Linked DNA regions of Homo sapiens: region 1 is linked to region 2. A link is a contact called in ENCODE Hi-C data. All regions are on one chromosome and are shown on one strand. Each heading gives the region's core, a stretch centred on a gene start or an enhancer-like site at or near the end of the contact. The rest is flanking DNA. Distances are from core to core; before and after follow the strand shown. Region 1 overlaps SLC24A3 (solute carrier family 24 member 3). Region 2 overlaps DZANK1 (double zinc ribbon and ankyrin repeat domains 1).

Evidence for each region. Hi-C counts contacts between places; a loop is a spot of excess contacts on that map. Pooled maps may share reads with other maps.
Region 1: a map with no recorded cell type shows a loop between it and region 2 (7-fold over the local background). The contact joins two enhancer-like sites. A Hi-C loop is called at or near these places in 1 of 37 single-sample maps with no recorded cell type and 3 of 50 pooled maps.

What each region holds. Positions count from the first base shown.
Region 1 is chr20:19,258,097-19,261,290 of GRCh38, forward strand. The region is part of intron 1 of SLC24A3 (solute carrier family 24 member 3); the gene reads left to right. All of the region lies in intron 5 of SLC24A3-AS1 (SLC24A3 antisense RNA 1), which reads right to left. Among named protein-coding and RNA genes, the nearest start is that of SLC24A3-AS1, 25 kb to the right of the region's middle. RefSeq lists enhancers at 1,116-1,205, 2,875-2,924. Within about 2 kb of position 1,380, at least 4 of the 41 ENCODE cell types and tissues checked have a DNase peak (open chromatin) inside an H3K27ac peak, as active enhancers do.
Region 2 is chr20:18,410,371-18,413,780 of GRCh38, forward strand. DZANK1 (double zinc ribbon and ankyrin repeat domains 1) reads right to left here. Exons shown (of 21, transcript NM_001367614.1): 13 at 2,276-2,483. Among named protein-coding and RNA genes, the nearest start is that of LINC00851, 33 kb to the left of the region's middle. RefSeq lists an enhancer at 2,212-2,261 and a silencer at 3,132-3,181. Within about 2 kb of position 2,086, at least 4 of the 41 ENCODE cell types and tissues checked have a DNase peak (open chromatin) inside an H3K27ac peak, as active enhancers do.

The DNA of each region.
Region 1 (3,194 bases), core at 130-2,629, 850 kb after region 2:
ATGCCGTTCCTAAACTGGCTTACCTCCCTTTTCACCTGTTTTCATGTAAACAGCTGATAGAAGCACCGCCATCCTGGGGAGGCCCAGCTGCAAGCTCCTGGAGGCGGGCACCTTTGCTGCCTCTGCCCTCACAGCTCTTCTTCCCACCCCATGAGCTCTTCTTCCCCATTCCAGGCTTTGGGCAAAGGCAAGGGGAAGAGAGCTTTTGGTAAAAGCCACTCTGAACATTTTTCCAGAAAACTGGGCAAAAGCAAACTTCTTTGGGTACTGGGCATCTTTTTAGATGATAATTAGAAATACAGAGGAATAGTAATAAACTATAATGATGGTGGGGTGCCGTGGCTCACGCCTGTAATCCTAGCACTTTGGGAGGCTGAGGTGGGCGGATCACGAGGTCAGCAGTTCGAGACCAGCCTCACCAATATGGTGAAACCCTGTCTCTAATAAAAATACAAAATTAGCTGGTTGTGGTGCACGTGCCCATAATCCCGGCTACTCGGGAGGCTGAGGCGGAAGAATCACTTGAATCCAGGAGGCGGAAGTTGCAGTGAGCTGAGATCGCGCCACTGCACTCCAGCCTGGGTGACAGAGTGAGACTCTGTCTCCAAATAAAAGAAAGAAACTATAATGATGAGGCAGATATAAAAGTGAACATTTTCCTGTGGCTTTTCCACCAAGCACTGGCTTTTCAGAGAACTCCAGAGAACAAGCAGCAGACAGGCAGCTTGTGCAGGGTCGATCAAGCACAAGATAAGGCCAGTGTCTTCAGGAATCAGAGTGGTTTGTGAGACACTTAAGCAAATTGCATTCAGGCCCTATCTCCTTCTGGCAATAATTCACCAGAGAAATGAGCCATTTCACTAGAAGATTTCCATTTTAATATTAGCACAGGGACAAGCCTTGTTTCACAATTAAATTAGAGCCAGGTAAGTTTTCTAGTAATAGTGATATCTCGAGGAAGGATTGAAAATAGAGCTGCTCAGAGATAATTTGCTTCTGAGCCAAGTTATTTCATGGATCTCCCAGGAGGACATCTTGCTGGTATGGCTTTGCTACTGAGGGGAAGCCCTCCAAGCCCCTCTGATGAAAAGATAAGTCACACTGCAGGTCTAAGAGGAAATGAAACGAGTGTGCAGCTTGAGAGACAGCGAGGTGCTGGGACACTCTGACTCCACCGTACAGATGTCTCAGGAGCAAAGGACCCAGCATGCAGGAGCTTTCCTTCTGGAATGGGCTGCTTCCGTCCGCCTGACACCTCTAGGATGTTGTCTTGTCAACAGTAGATGTTTGTCATATGCTTGGCCATGTGTTGGCACCATGTCACTCTGCTGGTGACAGTTCAGGACCAGAGGCCTTTAATCATAGTAGAAACAGTCTCAGAAGTGGAGCACTGCTGAGTGGCAGCGACACCTGAAGATTGGCGACCAGGCAAGGTGATGTGACCACAGTGGCCACATGGCAGCCAGTCATGGCCACCCCTGGAGGGGTTCATGGAACACATCGAGCTTGACCGCAGCCCTTGCTGTTGCATTGATCTTTCTTCTTATCACCCTCAGATACTACAAGAGGGTGTTATCAATATTAATGTACCACTGAGATATTGGAAACATTGTTTCTCCCCCAACATTATATATGAAAATGTTCAACCATACAGAAACATCAAAACAATTAGACGGTGAACATTCAGATACCCACCACCAGGATTTCACCATTAACATTTCACTCTATTTATAGTTTTTTCCCCCTGTGCTATGGGAAAATCTCTTTTTAATGTTTCTATCATGTTTTCCTTTTAACAAAGTAGGTCTCTCCCTCCCATGTCTCAGATGGAAACATTGAGGGGAAGATCATGCCAAATACATAGCATGTTAGTGAAGCCAAAGAAAAAGAATCCGTATGCCCTGAGATTAAGGTAGCAAAATATTAAGGGAAGGTCTCTGGAGTGGGATCTGGAAGGTGGATACCAGGCCCAGCTCTGCTGCTGCACAGCCTGTGAACCTGAGGTGATCAACTTCATCATTGTTATTTTTTCTTTTTCTCTTTTTTCCCATTATATTCAAGATCACCTCTATTCTGCCAGGATGGTCCTAAGGCTGACATTGGGCTAATTGTTGCCTGCAGTCTAGTCCTATGCAGAGATAACAGGTAGCCTGCGACCTTTGGCAAGTTGCTGGACTCGATTCTGAGCTATTGATTTCTTCTTTTGGAAGTGAGGATAACAACACCCAGCTCTCAAAGCTGTTGTAAGGTTAAGTAAGGTGTTGAGATGCAAAAAGAAAGTACTCAAAACCATGCCCGGAATGAGGTCAGCATACTCAGCATGGCAAATATTATGACTCCTAGTACACATATTCCCTTGCCAGTGTCCAGCACATAATCTCCCTGAGGGTAAGGTAAGCACTGCTGAAGTTAGAGCTGTGTTGTATTTAGAAATAATAATAGTAGCAAGAGCAGCAGTTATTGTAAAGTAAAACTGAACTGAAAATGAAAGAACTCGAGATACAATTTCTCAGTTCACAACATGTGCATCCTCTGCATGAATTTGTGAAAAGAACTGCTGCACTTGTCTCTATAGAAGAGCGTGTTTGGTTTACTGCTTCCCAAAAAAGATTGAGGCTATGAGACTGCTGTCCTCCTCTGCCACCCTTTGCAGAAGGCCTGCGAGGCATCATTGCTGTAGGCATCATTCTCAGTATGAGATGTGGTTACTGGAGCTCTGCCTTCCCAAGTTAGGTAACCCCCTCCGGCATGGACCGACACGCTCCTCTTACTCAGTGACTTCCTGTTTATCATCTGGCGGTAGACAGCCTGTCATTGGAGAGGATGGGATCAGGTCGAGTCACAGATTCAATGTGTTTCTAATGGGAAACCGAATCAGGGTTGCCTTGGAAGCAGGACATGGCAATGAAGACTTTCTATAGCCCCTCAGAAGCCCCAGCCCCTCCTCATGAGGCTCAACCCTTGCTTCAAGCTGCCTTGCAAATCAGACACCACCTTTCACAGTGCCTTTTCTGGCTTCACTGAACCTCTCTGAGGCAAGGAATCCCCTTGGAAAGATGGGAATTTATTCCAGAGACTCCTCGTTCTGGTCTGTCCTCCCTCTCTACTGCAGTTTAGAGCTGAGAGGTGCTAGAGCTGACTGACAGGCTGTCCTGATGGAGACATGATGTGAGGTAATGGACAATGGACCCCCA
Region 2 (3,410 bases), core at 836-3,335:
AAGATGTATGAGGAAAACCCTATAGTAACCACTAAGGAAATAACTCAAAGTATGTAGTGAAAAAGTCATTAAATAAATCAAAATGTTACACTGGAAAATATGCAATGCAAAAGAAAGCAGTAAAGGAGCAACAGAGGAACAAAAAAGGCATTTAGAAACATTTGGAAAACAAAAAGCAAAATGATAAGTCCAACTTTATCAATAATAACATTAAATGTAGATGGATGAAACAATCCAATTTAAAAAACAAACAAACAGGGATTGTCAGAATGGACAAAAAACCCTGATTCATGGTGCTGGACACAGGGGCTTATGCCTGTAATCCTAGCACTCTGGAAGGCTAAGGTGGGAGGCTTCCTTGACACCTAGAGTTTGAGACCGGCAACACTGGCAACACAGTGTCACCCCATCTCTACAAAAACGTTTAAAAATTATCCAGGTGTGGTGGCTTGTGCCTGTGCTCCCAGCTACTCAGTAGATTGAGGGAAGAGGATCACTTGAACCCAGGAGGTCAAGGCTGCAGTGTGCCATGATTGTGCCACCGCACTCCAGCCTGGGTGACAAAGTGAGATCCTATCTCAAAAGAAAGAAAGAAAGAAAATGAAGGTACACCAAACTTATGGGACGCAGTGAAAGCAAAGCTCAAACAGAAATTTATAGCAGCAAATGTTCACATTCTGAAGAAAGATCTCAAAATCATCACCCTAATCTTTGACCTTAAACGAGGAAAAGAAGAGCAAAGTCAACTTAAAGTAAGAAGAAAGAAGGAAATCATGATGAGAGTGGAATTTAGTGAAATACAGAATATAAAAATAATAGAAAATCAATAAAACCAAAAGTTGGTTCTTGGAAAAGATCAATGAAATTGATAAACCTTTAGTAAGATTGACCAAAAAAAGTGACATCTCAAGTTACTAGAATTAGAAATGAAATAGGAGATGTTATCACCAACTTTATTGAAATAAAAAAGATTATAAAAGAGTATCACAAACAACTGTATGCTAATAAATTAATCAGATGAAATAGATAAATATCTGGAAAAACACAAACTACCAAAACTGATTCAACAAGAAATAGAAAATCTGAACAGACCTATAAAAAGTAAAGAGTAATCAGAATTGCCCACTAGACAAACATCAGATCCAGATAGCTTCACAGGTAATTTACCAAAATTTAAATAATAGTTAATACCAATTCTTCATAACCACTTCAAAAAAAAAGAAGTGTTTCTATAAGGCTACCATTATCCTGATACCAAAATCAGACAGACAGTAGAAGGAAAGAAGAAAACTGCAGACTAATATCTCTTATAAATATAGACACAAAAGTCTTCAAGAAAATACTAGCAAACTGTCTTAGTCCATTTGTGCTGCTATAAACAAAATACTTGAGACTGGGTAATTTATAAAGAACAGGAATTTATTTCTCACATTCTGGAAGCTAGAAGTCCAAAATAAAGGTCCCTGCAGGTTAGGTGTCTGGGGAGGGCCTGGTCTCTCTGCTTCCAAAATGGTGCCTCGTTGCTGCATCCTCCAAAGGAGGGCAACGTTGTGTCCTCACATGGAGGGAGGGCCAAAGGACAAAAAGGGGCCTTAACTCATTCCCTCCAGCCCTTTCATAAGGCACTGATCTATTCATGAGGGCTCCATCCTCATGATCAATTTCCAAAACGTCCCGCCACTTAATACCACCACAATAGAGATTAAATTTCAAAATGAAATTTGAAGCATGTAGCTGGGACCACAGGCATGCACCACCACAAATGACTGCTTTAAAAAAAAAATTGTAGAGACAGGGTCTCACTTTGTTGGCCAGACTAGACTCAAGAGATCCTCCAGCCTTGGCCTCCCAAAGTGCTGGGATTGCAGGCATGAGTCACCACAACTGGCCCAAATTATAGACTTAAAAATAGTCAAAATGGTGAATTTTATGTTATTTAAATTTTACAATTAAAAAAAGGGATAATGGCAGATAGCAATAGCACTGTGCACTAACAACATGCCGTCACGACAAAAGAAACCCACATGCGCCATGTGACTGAGGAACTAGACTACAGGGCTATGAGCTAAAACATCAGAATACTGAAAGTTTAAGAAGGAGCTTACAGGAAGAGCTTCTTTTTCCAATACAAAGAAAATTACTTGAAAAAGAGGAAAAGAAAGAAACTTACTTCTTACACATACAAATAAATCTAAAAGGAAGAGAAAATGAAATGTTCTTTCACAGAAAGAGTGAATTCCCTCCCGACCAGAAGAAAGGGCATCCTCCCCCTTACCTCTTCCTGGGCTGATGGCTGTCAGGAGGGGTTTATGGTCACTCATTTTCTCCTGCCTCTGCTTTTGAGAGGCTAGTTCCTGTTCCTTTTTTGCTAGCAGCTTGCCAGATGGGTAGAAGAGGCCAACAGTCTGTGTTCCTATGTCCCTCTTAGTCCCAACATCAGATCTGGGCAAAGGAATATTCAGGGACTGCCAGGCACATCGGGGCCATGCGTGAGGCAGAAGACATTTTTAAAATTAGAATATAATTTAATCAATCTTGCATTTTACTTATAGAAAACAACTCTAATCAGAATAAAAAGTATCTCAAGAAAAGTGTACTTGGAACTAATAGGGTTTTCCAGCCTTTGCCTCATCTTCCTTGCTCCTGTCTTTCTCAGCAACTTCCAGCCTGATCCAGGATTAGCCATTTATTATCTAAAAGTCAGCAAATCAAGGGGTGTTTGCCGGCCTGCTTGATGCCTGGAAGATATCTATCCTTTTCAGCTCTGTAATCCAATAGAGCATAGACTTCACTACTAATCCACACTCAGCCACTGGTCACCAACATTTTCTCTAACATACTTTCCTGCATCTAAACCTGGGGACCTGAGAGGACTACCATGAAAGGTTGTGCGTTGCACAACGTCACTGCATTCAAAGTAGTACCATTCATATGGTGAACATCATATATTTGCATATGTATTAGGGTAATTTTTCTAGTAGAGAAACCAGTATATTACAAGCAATTTCCAATAGATGGCAGTCAAGTGTCTTGAGAAAAGAACACCTTTGTTTCATTTGCACAAAGGAATAAGGGCTAGTGGCAGTTTAGGATTTAAATCTTTCAAACTGGGTTAAGAAAGCCATGAACGGCTGGGCATGGTGGCTCATGCCTGTAATCTCAGCACTTTGGGAGGCCACGGTGGGTGGATCACGAGGTAAGGAGTTCGAGATCAGCCCGACCAACATGGTGAAACCCCATCTCTACTAAAAATACAAAAATTAGCCGGGCATGGTGGCACGGGCCTGTAATCCTAGCTACTCAGGAGACTGAGGCAGAAGAATTGCTTGAACCTGGGAGGCAGAGGTTGCAGTGAGCCAAAATTGCACCATTGCACTCCAGCCTGAGCAACACAGCGAGACTCTGTCTCA